Linked DNA regions of Homo sapiens: region 1 is linked to region 2. A link is a contact called in ENCODE Hi-C data. All regions are on one chromosome and are shown on one strand. The core of a region is the stretch at or near the end of the contact, and the rest is flanking DNA. Distances in the headings are between cores, read along the strand shown. Region 1 holds the start of GCC2 (GRIP and coiled-coil domain containing 2). Region 2 holds the start of NCK2 (NCK adaptor protein 2).

Region 1 (6,617 bases), core at 1,595-4,094, 2.7 Mb after region 2:
ATCTTTTAGCTACATCAATACAATATAAATGGGCCGGGTGTGGTGGCTCATGCCTATAATCCTAGCACTTTGGGAGGCTGAGGCAGGTGGATCACTTGAGGTCAGGAGTTCAAGACCAGCCTGGCCAAGATGGTGAAACCTTGTCTCTACTAAAAATACAAAAATTATCCAGATGTGGTGGCACTTGCCTGTAGTCCCCGCTACTCGGGAGGCTGAGGCGGGAGAATCACTTGAACCCAAGAGGCAGAGGTTGCAGTGAGCCAAGATCATGCCACTGCACTCCAGCCTGGATGACAAAGCAAGACCTGTCTGAAAAAAAAAAAAAAAAAAAAAGGAGAAGAAAGAAAAAAAAATACAATGTAAATGTAGTTTTTCCATGCTTACCTTAAGAGTTATAATCAAAGCACTGAAGAGCCAAGGATTGATTTTTCTGAAATAAAACTTGCTAGCGAACTAACAAAAAAAGATCAGGTGTCTCTCCGGACCATCCCTAAGCAACAGGTGCCTTTTAATGTGGCTCTTCAGGAGATAATGGCATGTTGGCACCATTCCAAACTGGTAAAGAAGCTATTTTTACTTAGGCAAGACCCTGCAACTTGCTCAAATTATATTATGTTTCAGTAGTGCTGGTTAACATACAGCAGTCTCCATCTACTATACAATGTGACCAGCACAGCACATATTATTGACATTGTTATTAACATTGTTCCTATTTTCTATTTCCATAAATGATTCAAGGTGATTTTTATTTTCTTTTCGGAATTTTCCTATATTTTCCAGGTGTTCTACAATGAACCTGTGTTACTTTTACAATTGGAAAGAAACATATTCGTTAAACAGGTCATAGTTCTGCTCATTAAGGTAATATACATCTTTAAAATGTGAACTTATCTGCAGTCCAGAGAATGTGAAATATAAAGCAGATCTTTCCTATAGGTTTATGAATATCAGAAGATCTCAGAGTACTCACAATCAATTCATAAATATTCATTCTTTAAAGTATGAAAGATGATAAATATATTTAGAAGATTTCAGCACTTACTATAACTAGTGAAGGAAGAAATAAATGATTTCTTCCTTAAGAGGAACAACAACAGAAGGTATCCGATGGTCAAGAACATTATACCTGCCTCCATCATCTCAGAAAATAAAATTCCTGTCCAATGACAACCAGGAAGGCAGATGGGGGTGAGCTCGAGCTGTGTGAGGAGGCCGCTGATGACCTGGAGCTTAGGGGTGTGCTGACCCTCATCTCCCTGGGGATTCCCAGGAGACGCTGCCCTACCTGTAGCTGCAACTCATGGACCCTGTTACCCAGCCAAGTGCAATGGAGGGCTGGCGAGGGAAGAAAGATCAAAGGAAGAAAAGAAAGGTTCTTTTTTATTTCAAGTATGAGAAAAAGAGAGTTCTACTGTGAGAACATCAACTCTTCTGTAGCTATTGATGTAGCCAAACTCCTGGAATGTAACTATATCTAACAGTGTTTCTCTGAGAAACTTTTACAGGATTGGAATGTGTGTAGTATCTAGTTAACCTGCTATTTTATTGCAAGTGATTTTTTCAAGTTATTAATTGAAATAGGAGTCTACCGTAAGTTGCTCTTAACTTGGGGAACTACTTTGAATGGCATTAATCTGGACCATTAATAACAATGTATACTTGGGGATTGTGTGTGTGTGTGTGTATACATGTGTGTGCATATATGTGTGTACACACACGTGCACACACACGTGCGCGCACACGTGCACACACACACGTGCACACACACACGTGTACACACACACGTGTACACACACACGTGTGTTACTGTACGTGGAGACTGTACATCTTAGGTCACACACCACCCCTGAACCAATCCTACAAACACCATAGGTGATACACACTGTCAAAGACAAAGAGTAGATGTCCACAATAGCTGTTCTTTCTCGTTTATAACACTTCTTTTACCTAGTAATAATCAGCTACCATTTACTCGATACATACTGTGTGCTGCCTCTTCAACCTTTTGACCATTTAAACTACAGGAAACTAGGTTATCTTCAGGTTACCTTAGTTATGGGAGTGTATGGAAAACATTAATGGGAAGGTGAAAGCGCAGCAAACCACTTCAGCAGTTAACAGAAAGGCTCTCAGAGCACTGGACCGCCAATCAGGACACAGCAGCAGCTCTGGGATTCGACCACAGATTCTCTGGCGTGCCCTTCGGGAAAGGGTGGCCTCGGGCCCCCTACTCTACAGAGTCTCCTCCCACGGCTGCCCAGTTCCCTGGCCGACTATCTTGCCTCCACCACATCACCATCAGTACCGGGCGGCTGCAGGGCAGAGCTGTCCAGGGACCTCCTCACAGCCTCCAGAGTCAAGAAATGCCTCCTCAGGGAAGCCCTCTACCGCATCCCTGACCTGTGAGTCACGGAGCTCCCGGGCACCATGCTGGCCACAAATGCCTAAGGAGCCCCCCGGAACCAGCTGTGGGTCCCGCAGGCACTCGCAGGCTAGCGGACACCTTTGGAGGACTGAGAGACCTGTCCTGCAATCCAATGTTCCTCACTCTCACAAGATTTTACAGACGTGGAAACCGAGGCCCGAGGCCCCAAGGGGTAATCGGCCCGCCTTCCCATGCCAATAACCGGCAGTGGCGGGACCCACACCTACTCCGTGACCTGCAGGCCCAGGGGTCGAGCCCCAGGTAGAACGTCTAGACGGACTCCGCCCTTAGCGCCGTACGGGGAACCTTCTCCCGGACGCAGACACGGAAGCGGAAGTGCTGCCGAGCTGTAGCTATGGAGACGTGGGGGGCGGGCCGCCCGGAGAGCGCGACCTTTGACCTGCAGTAGAGCCTACGTCAGAGGCTGGCGCAAACAGAAGTGCAGCGGTGGCGGCGGCTGGTTGCGGGCCGGCGGCGGGCTGGCGGAGATGGAGGTAACTCAGGTCGGGCCCACTGCCTCCCATCAAGCCTTCCGCGCCGCGATTTGGGATGTGGGAGTGGGCCCGATGGGAGGGCGCGGTAGTCTCCCTCTTGGTGTCCCGAAGCCCGCGCTGCTGTCGCCTCCCCATCTTTCGTAAACTCTATCCCTGGGGGTTACCTGCCCCGTAGAGCCCGTTTGTGTACGAATTGCCACAGCGACCGCCTCCGTCCGCCCTCATTCTCTGTCTCACGAGGCTTTCCACCACTTGATTCCATAGAAGGTTTTTCCCTGTAAGGGTTCTACGCGTTCCGTGTGGAATTAGGAAAAGAGTTCTTCTGACACCTGGGTTTGATTTTGTTTTGCAGGATCTTGTTCAAGATGGGGTGGCTTCACCAGCTACCCCTGGGACCGGGAAATCTAAGGTGAAGAGAATACTTGAATAGCGGGCTTCCTGAAGAGTGGAAGGGTGATGAATTGGAAAACTTTGGCATGGGGAAGGGGGGGGCGCTGATTTTTTTTTTTTTAATAGCCTTGCTCCAAGGGATCTCAATTTTAGTGTGCGCAATCGCCCATTTCCTGTTTCTCCCCCGCCCACCCCGATATAGAAAGACTTTTTGTTTGCTTCCTGCTCCTGGTTAGCACTGCTGGGAGATCCTGCTATTTTTCGAACATAAAGCAGTCTAAGAAGGTTTATATAGTGGTGTAGTGGAAGGAGCAGTGACATAGGGTAGGAATCAAGGGATTCTGATCTGTGGGCTCCAGTTTCTACATTGCCAAAGAGTTTAATTAGTCCAGTTTTATGGCCCTGTACAATGTTTAACATTCAATCATTCTAAATGATAGTGGTTTATTGCTAAGGTTTATTGTGTGCATGCTAAATTTCTGGCGCTTGCCTAACCACTCAGTTCCTTCGTTTAAGCTTCATGATAACCATGAGATAGGTACTGTTGTTACCCTCCTTTTACAGATGAGAAACCTGAGACCACAGGCTTAAGCAATTTTCTCAAGTGGTAAAGCTCAATTTTTTAATTAAAGCCTGAATGTTACCCGGTTCATCTTGCTGCTGTAATTATGCGTAAATTTTCTTGTGACCAAAGACTTGCAGCCTTGAATAGAATGAAATAATTTTACAGCTCCAAGGAATTTTAAGTAGCATTAGCTCCAACCTACTGATTTTACAATTAAATCAAAAGCTAGCAATGTCAACCTGTAACATTAGCTATAAGAGGATATGGCCTGGTTTTTACGTTTCATAGTAGTTGCATAACTAATTTTTAGTAGTTGCATAGCAATTACAGAATTGACGTTGCATTTGCTGATTTTAAAAAATGTGGCCGGGCGCGGTGGGTCACGCCTGTAATCCCAACACTTTGGGAGGCCGAGGCGGGCAGATCACCTGCGGTCAGGAGTTTGAGACCAGCCTGGCCAACATGGTGAAACCCCGTCTCTACTAAAAATACAAAAATTAGCCGGACGTGGTAGCGGGCGCCTATGATCCCAGCTATTTGGGAGGCTGAGACAGGAGAATTGCTTGAACTTGGGAGGCAGAGGTTACAAGTGAGCCAAGATCGTGTCATGCACTCCGGCCTGGGCAATAGAGCGAGACTCTGTCTCAAAAAAAAAATGTGGAACAAAGTATGCGGTTGGCATAAAGATTTATTCTGTAGAATGTTTTTGTTTTCTAGCAGACATTGTTTCTTTTTTGTGGTATACTAGAAACATGAGTTATAACAAGTTGGTAACATGACCACATCTTTCAGCTGGAAACATTGCCCAAAGAAGACCTCATCAAGTTTGCCAAGAAACAGATGATGCTAATACAGAAAGCTAAATCAAGGTGTACAGGTATTGGGTTGAAAATACTCATCTTGATCACAGTCTCTTTAATCGTGGTTTAAAATGGTAGTTTTTAAAATAATGCATTGGCTTGTTTTTGTTTGTTTTCCAGTGATTCCAAGTACACCTTAGTGTAGTAGAATCTGTTATTTAACATTCTAAAAATTTACCTCTGATTTCTAAATTATTCCCACATCTCTAAACCACAGTGACTTTTGAGTTGTTAAAGTCAGGGAGGAGGATTTTTAAAGTTTGTGTAAGTTAAGTGTGTTTTTCCTTCATGTAGACTTTAGATTCTTCTGAGTTCTGAGTAAAGTGTTTTTTCAAGAGAAGTCAGTTGAAATGTTAGAGACAGAAGATAAGCCCAAAGAGATGGAAAGCTTCCTCAATTAAAATAATAAAAGACTTCCATTTACAGATATTGAAGTATGTTTACCTGCTGAAGTTGATTGATTCCCTATTCAGTTTTCTTTTTATTCCAGAAGGAAAAAGATCTTAGCACCTTTTTTTTTTAGTATATGTACATGAGCTCTTGAATTTCCAGTGACTTATAAATATTAACTGCTTAGCCTAAAAGCTAAGACTTATTTTCTATTAGAAAAGATAAAAGTATGTCTTGGGAGTTTGGATCACCTTGCAATGAAGAGAATAATTTATTTGGAAAGAAGTTCTAGGCCTGAGATCTAGGCATTTGCTAATTAAACACTTAGATTAACGTTTCTTTTCTCTCTCTCTCTCTTTTTTTTTTTTTTTTTTCAAGACGGAGTCTCGCTCTTCTTGGCCAGGCTGGAGTGCAGTGGCGCAATCTCGGCTTACTGCAACCTCCCCTTCCCGGGTTCAAGCGATTCTCCTGCCTCAGCCTCCCGAGTAACTGGGACTGCAGGCACCCACCACCATGCCTGGCTAATTTTTGTATTTTTAGTAGAGACGAGGTTTCACCATGTTGGCCAGGCTGTTCTCGATAACGTTTATTCTTAATATGTGATTGTTGCTTTAAGGTTATACAGTAAGATGTACTTACAGGTGAAATAATATGATGTCTGGGGTATGCTTGAAAATTATCAGATGGATAAGAAAAGCAGTGAAGGAGGAAGTGAGTACAGGTTGGGAGGAAACAAAATTGGCCATGTAATGCTGAAGTATAGTGATGAGTGCAGAGATTAATCATACTATTCTGCTTAAATATATTCTAATTTGCAGATTTATGGGGGGTTTTGTGAGAATGTACTTATCAGTTTCCCAGTAATTATGTTCTTTATTTCTGAACCGGAGTCCTTTATTTTTTAATTGTTTAGAATTGGAGAAAGAAATTGAAGAACTCAGATCAAAACCTGTTACTGAAGGAACTGGTGATATTATTAAGGTAATTATTACGTTGGGAAATGTCTAAAGAGAAATAAAATTTCCCTGAGGATTGTCAGTCTGCTAGAGGCTATCTGGCTTTCTGTTTCTGTTCTACTTCCTCTCTGCCTTGGTTGTTTTTACCTATCTGATTCACTGTAAAAAGAGGGGGTTAATGACCTCTGGGTCTCTTTCTGTTCTGAAATTATTATTCTACTCTCTTCCCACGTATTTTCTTTTTTCTTTCTTTTTTTTTTTTTTTTTTTTTGAGATGGAGTCTCACTCTGTCACCAGGCTGAAGTGCAGTGGTGTGATCTTGGCTCACTGTAACCTCTGCCTCCCGAGTTCAAGCAGTTCTCCTGCCTCAGCCTTCCAAATAGCTGGGACTACAGGCGCCCGCCACCACACCCAGTTAATTTTTGTATTTTAAGTAGAGACGGGATTTCACCATGTTGGCCAAGATGGTCTTGCTCTCTTGACCTCACGATCCGCCCGCCTCAGCCTCCCAAAGTGCTGGGATTACAGGCGTGAGCC
Region 2 (6,415 bases), core at 3,678-6,177:
ACTCATTCCACCCCAGTTGGGGTTATGAACTCTCTTGGAAATGCGAACTTTTGTCTGCTCTTCCTGTCTCCAGCTGTCCTTCCGTGCATGCACCAAATGAGTGTTCCTGGGCTGAGCCCAGATGATGTCCACACTTAACTGCTTTCCTTCTTGGCCTCGCGATCCGCTCTGTGCAGCCTCTGCTCCATTTAGGCAAGTGGGCCATTCTCTGTCCCTACAGGGTCCTCCCACGTCCCCCTGTCTGCCTCAGAGTTCTGAACTCCTGCCGCTGGGAATTTTCTCCCTGTCTATCTCCACCTTTCAAAATCCTACCATTTGCATTATTCAGGGGTTTGGGTTCCAAAAAGAGGAAGTGCCTCTGGGTACCTTAAGCAGAATAGGAGAATTTACTAGAAGAATATCAAGTAGCTCACAGGGGAACTGGAGAGCAGAAGGGGTGAGAATGGAGCTGGCTAATTCCTGTGGGAGGGATGTGCTGGGACTATTTCAGCCATGGCAAATTGAATCTCACCCTCTCTTGTCCTTTTCACCCTCTCCAGTTTCACAGTCTTGAGTGGGAGGGTTCCATTGGCCAATCCCAGGCTGTTCACTCTCACAGGGCTTCTGGGAATGGAGGGACCAAGGTGCCTACTCTGCCTCCCTCCAGGGTTCAGACAGGCTTCTCTAAAACCAGGAAGGGGCTAGAGAGGGGGGCAGCCAAATTAAAGGCAGCTTCCCACCATGTAATCTCTCAAGGTCATTGCCAATGCCACCACCTTTCATAAAGCCTAAAGCTTCTCCTGATTCTCTAGACATATTTTCTTTGGTACTGTTCATATTTAGTTTTATATTATAGTTATTTGTATGCTGGTTTCATCCTTCCTTTTGGGTCTTTCCTCTCCATTTCTCCTAAACTATTTTCCCATCCTTTCACTCCACTCCAGTTTGCGTTATAACCTCTCTGAATAATGCAATCTTATATCTGCTCTTTGCACATCCAGGTGTTCTTTGGTGTCTGCACCAAATGAATGAATCCTGAAGTGGATCTTATAATGCCTTACAAATAGAACTACACCAGATATGCTTAATTGAATTGAGGGTTACAAGAGAAGGTCATGAGAAAGGAGACATGAGTGTTTACCATGTGCTGAACACACAGTTGAGACATGTTTATATTATCTCCTTTAATTCTCACAACGCTTTGCAAGAGCACTATTAATATCTGAGGCTCAGAGAGGTGAAATGACCCCAAGGCACAGGCTCCAAGGTAGGCTTTGAGCCTCTGACGTATGACTTGGACAACACCCTCAACCTTGCTTTGTGTTTTCCGTGAGTCTAAGGAGGGGTTAGAGAAGGCCTTGAATGGAGCTCTGAAAGAGAAGGACGGGGACAGGGAATTCCTAGCTGCCTTCACACCACAGAAGGCTGAAACTAGTGTGACTCAATGTGGCACTGTGGGCAGAGCTGAGTGACTGAAGCAAACAGCTTATACTGGACAGAGGTAAAAAGGAGATTGTATGGCAGGGCTAAGTTGGAGAGGCCTTTGGAAGAGAGATCATAAGATGTAATGCTGATGTGATTTTAGGCAAAAGTTTACTGCACCTCCTTCCACTCCATGTTTTTTATGCTTTCAATACTTTGTGATTGAAGACAGTAAAACAGATGTGGACACATTAATGGAGTAGAATGCAGAAAAACCTATATATTTTTAGATAAAACATAAGCTTCAAAGAAATGTCTCCCCCATGTTAAGCCTTGCAGTGGGTTGGATGTTGGCCCCAAAAGATATGTTCACCTGGAAGCCGAGAACGCGACCTTATTTGGAAAAAAGGTCTTTGCAGATGTTGTAAGATAAGGATGTCGAGATGACATCATGCTGGATTAGAGTGAGCCCTAAATTCAATGATACTTGTCTTTACAAAAAGAGAGAAGGGAAAGGACACAGGGAACCAGGTTGTGTGAAGACAGAGAGGCAGAGGTGGGAGTGACACTGCCACAAGCCAAGGAATGTCTGCAGCCACCAGAAGCTGGAAGAGGCAGGGAAGGATTGTTCTCTACAGACTTTGGAGAGAGGCTGGTGTCTTGATATCAGACTTCTGAACTCCAGAACTTTGAGAAAATAACCTCTGTTTTGTCACCTAGTTTGGGGTCATTTGTTAAGGCAGCCCCAGGAAACGAACACAGGCCTCTAAGGGCTAAATACCCCAGCCTCTCTGGGGGAAAATGCTCAGTCTTCAGTCATCAGATAACTTTTGAGGAGACTGTGGTGGGCAATGGGGAGCCATGAGAAGTTCTTGAGCACAACCAGGGACAAATGGAAACAATTTACAGGAAGGTTAGGATGACATTGATGTCCAGTGTGAGTCTGAGGGATTTAAGAAGGAAGTAATGGGAGACCAGTTGGAAGGCAGTAGTTGTGGGGAATTGAACAAGAGTTTTGGAGTCAGGTACATGCTCTGACCCCAGTTCTTTGATCCACTGTTCAAGTGATTTCATCTGTAAAATGGGTATAATACTATTGTGTGTGGATTAGAGATGATATATGTCAAGAATTCAATCAAGGTACATTATAACTATTGCTAGAATGATGTATAAGTTAGGATGCCAGTGATGGAAATGGAAAGAAAGGTGCAGTGGAAAAGATGTTTAAGAATCACCAGGACTCAGAACCATGGGGGTAGTCTGCAAGGGGTCTTGGTGTCATTCAGCGCTCTCCCAGCTTTTCTTGGGGAGAACTCGGAGAGAGGGAAGGAAAAGCCAAGATAACAATGAGATTTCTCCCAGGAGCTGAGGTGCCTGGTAGACTCTTGGCCAGGCCTGAAACCATGGGAGGAGGAGCTGGTCTGGGGAGCAGATGAGTTTCATTTTGAACATGGTGACCTAGAAGAGATGCTGCGCCATGTTTAGGGGGTGCAGATTAGCTGGGGAGCTCTGCAGATTAGCAGGGGAGCTCTCTAAGGCTACAGGTCTGGGGGTTAATCAATGAAGGTTTAGACAGGGAGTGTACAAAAAACAATCAACTCTCTCTTTAAAAAAAAAAGGTGCGTATCAGAATAAAAACAAAGGGCCACCATCTGCCTTGGGGATATCACTTTTACAGGGTGGGAAGACAACAACCTCTCTAGAGGAGGCAGATGGGCAGGTCAGAAAGGTAAGAGAATCAGAACTGGCTGTGTTTGATGAATGAAAAGATGATGGTGTTTCAGGAAATAGCAGAAATGCCACATATTTCAGAAAACTCCACAGGATAAAGATTGATAAAGGGCCACTGGATTTAGATAGAGAATGACATCGGTGACTTCTAAAGAATCAGAGAAAGAAGAGGCATGCAAGAACCACGATTCAGTGAAAGTTTACAAAGCAAACAAGCTACAAACTGGGTCAATATTGCTATACTTATTTTGAGTAAATTAATCTAAAATTGGGCAGACTGATGACTAGAATTCTTCTTTTCTTATTGTAAAGCTAGATATTAGTAACACAAAACTTGCACAAAAGGATGAACTGAAGTAGCTTCTTTCACAAGGTCAAAACAAGGAAAAATGAGGCTGTTCTGATTCCCTGAGCTTGTACCTGATTCCTGCTCAGTGTACTGTGCTTCCTTCCACTTACTGAGCTATTGAGGGCTACCTACTGCCAGGGTACTTCACATAGGAGGTAAGTAAATATTATCTCCCCATATGACAGATTTTAGAAAGGCTGAGGACCACCTGTGCAACGTTACACAGTTCAGGAAGTCAACAGTCAAACACTCACCTGTCTGACTTCAAAGCTACGCTGACTCTAGTTACCTATCCTTGGGTACTTCCCTTCTGGAAGGAAGCAGGAGATGAGTGAATCAAATAATACAGCCTTGTAACCTTGGGTAAATTATTATTGCCTTAATAGTAAGCAGAGACCAGGAGCCTAAGAAAGAATCTCATTAACATGGATGCAGGCTATCCTGCCAGGAAATCAGAATCATTTGAATATTAGGATTTCCTTTGGGAAACCATATGGGGAGGAGAAAAGACATCCGGATGCATGTGTCTGTGAAAGGGAAACTTGTGTCTTTCCCCTTGCTCTTGGGTTTTCATCTTCCAAGTTTGTTTATAGGCTAGCCACAACTCGAGGCTGGGTGAGCTGAACGGTCCCATCATTAGCGACACTCCTTCTAGGGGCACATTCGGGCAGCTCCTCTTCGGGTTCTGCCCCCACGGGTGTGCAACCAGGATTCCACAGGCTGGGGCTGGCCTGGATGCCTGGGAGGCAACAGAGGTCGAGTTTCTTCTTCTTTTAGGAAGTGCCTCGGACAGGGATGATGGACTAAAAATGTGTCTGGTTGGGAAAGTAAATAGATGCAAAGCAAATAAATAAAAATGCCCACAAGCAATTACAGGGAGGAAGTGACATTTTTATTTAAGTCACTTTTCTGATGGACAACAGGCCTGCTTAGCTGAGTGCCGTGGGAATGCTTCCGGGAGGGGGGCGGCTGCCCAGCAACTAGAGCTTCGTGATAAGAACAACGAACAAACAAAAAAGAGGACGCAAAGCCCACCCGGCAGTCATCCCAGGCTGGAAGTTGCCGTCTGTGTTTTCACTCTCCTCCCCACCCACCTACCCTGCCCCCCACCGCCCGCACGCAATTTCGGGCGTGGGGACCCTTTCCTGCCCCCGGCGCCCGGCCCGTGCTGCGCCTCCAGAGCGGAGCGTCCCGCAGCCCCGCGCTATCCCGGCGCCCGTACCGGGACCCGGGCGCGGAGCCTGGCGACGACGGGGGGCGCCCCAGGTGGGTCTCGGGTCCCCGCCCCGCGCGCCCGGGCCTGGGCCGGCCCCTGGGCGGCGTCACGGCGCGGCCGGGGAGGAGCGCGGGAGGAGGAGGAAGAGCGCGGAGGAGGCGGGCGCTGCGCGCCGGGGGAGGGTCGCCGCCGCCGCCGCCGCCGCCGCCGCCGCTGCCGCGGGGATCGTCAGGCCGGAGCCGCGCGGCCGAGCGGGCGGCGGGCGGAGGGGAGGGCTTGGCGGCCGGGAGGCTCGCGGCGCCCGGGCCGGCAGGGTCCGCCCGGGCCGGCAGCGTCCGCCCGGCGGCGGGAGGAGGGAGCGGCGCAGACAAAGAGCGGCGCCTGGGCGGGCGCAGCGCGGCCACCGCCCCGGGACCCGCGCCGCTGCCCTCCGGCTCCGCGGGCGGCCCACGGCGAGGTAAGCGCGGCTAGGCGGGCGTGGGGCGGGGGCCACAAACTTGGGGCCGTTGGGCGGAGTTGGGAGCGCGGCGGGGCTCGCGGGCCGGGGTGCGCCCGGGAAGGGGCCAGGAGAGCGGGTCCCCTCCGCGCCCCTCCGGTGCTCTCGGCCCTGCCGCGGCCTGGGCGCCCCCGACCGCGGACTGCCGGGCACCTCCCGGCTCTGCACCTTCCTGCCCGCCTTCCCATCCCTAACCCCCACCATCGGGGGCCGGCCCAGGGGCGGGGACGCCAGCCAAGGGCGCGGGCGAGGATCAGGGCAGGGGGCCCGGCTGCGGGGCCCGGGGACTGGAGACCCCCGGGTGCGCAGGCTGCGCCTGGCCTGCAGGCGGGCGGCCGGCACGGAGCTCGGGGCTAGCGTGGGACCGTGCGGTGGCCAGGGTCGCCAGGGCGCGTGTGCCGGGGAAGAATAGCCGCGGATCGCAGGGCCCCGGCGCAGGGACGGGGGAGGCCGCGATCGGCCGGGAGAACTTAACCGTGTTTATTACAACTATTTATGTTCGCGCACAAAGCTGCTGTCACATTGCATAAAGGAGGTCCTCGCTTCGGCGAAGGGAGCTTTTGTGCCCGGCTTCAGGCTCTGCGCCCTGCCCCAGATTTACAGGACTCTAACAGCCACCTGAATGAACCAAAGTTTCTCACAATCGCTCGGCTCTCTCGGTTTTTTTCAGGGCGATTTAATCACCGAGTGCTTTTGGAAAAATTTGATATGTGAGTTTTAAGGCATGGAGGGTAACTGCCTTATGAGCACAGTTAGCTTGGCATTGTGTGGAGGGGTTTAATTTGCAAAACGCTTTAATTTGTAGACAATGGGGATCTCTGTGAAGGTCTGCGGTGGATGCTAGGGGTCATTGGCTGGTGGACCCCAGGCACCTGACTTAAACTAGTATTGTAACAGCTTCAGGGACAAAGCCGAGCGTGCGTGGAGTCGGCCTTGGCCACTTCACACAATTCAGGTTGGCAGATTCCTCTTTATTTGGCTTTGTTTATTTTGCCAACAGGTTTAAGGCTGCTTCTGCCAAGTTTGCATCTGCATAATGGGATGAGCAGGCCCCAGTGTGGGCAGGAGGGGGCCTAAAATATCGCAAGGGCCAGCTCCGTCCCTCGACCCAGAAAGAAACAACCCTGAGAGGCCGGTGGGCGTGGCTTGCTGGGACCTACAGGTAGGGGAGTCCCTTCCTGGCCCAGGCGCAGTCCCCGCTTCTCGGAAGGGATTTTGTGTA

What was found. A loop is a pair of places that touch in the nucleus more often than their neighbours do. Pooled maps may share reads with other maps.
Region 1: a map with no recorded cell type shows a loop between it and region 2 (10-fold over the local background). The contact joins the promoter of GCC2 here to the promoter of NCK2 in region 2. A Hi-C loop is called at or near these places in 2 of 37 single-sample maps with no recorded cell type and 6 of 50 pooled maps.

Annotation. Positions count from the first base shown.
Region 1 is chr2:108,446,362-108,452,978 of GRCh38, forward strand. GCC2 (GRIP and coiled-coil domain containing 2) reads left to right here and starts at 2,845. Exons shown (of 23, transcript NM_181453.4): 1 at 2,845-2,919; 2 at 3,272-3,328; 3 at 4,667-4,751; 4 at 6,038-6,105. The coding sequence starts at 2,914. RefSeq lists enhancers at 1,785-2,767, 2,672-2,931, 2,768-3,749, 3,835-4,335, 4,336-4,836.
Region 2 is chr2:105,739,985-105,746,399 of GRCh38, forward strand. It overlaps NCK2 (NCK adaptor protein 2), which reads left to right and starts at 4,928. Exons shown (of 5, transcript NM_003581.5): 1 at 4,928-5,154. RefSeq lists silencers at 4,579-4,898, 5,089-5,148, 5,259-5,648 and enhancers at 6,019-6,088, 6,189-6,238.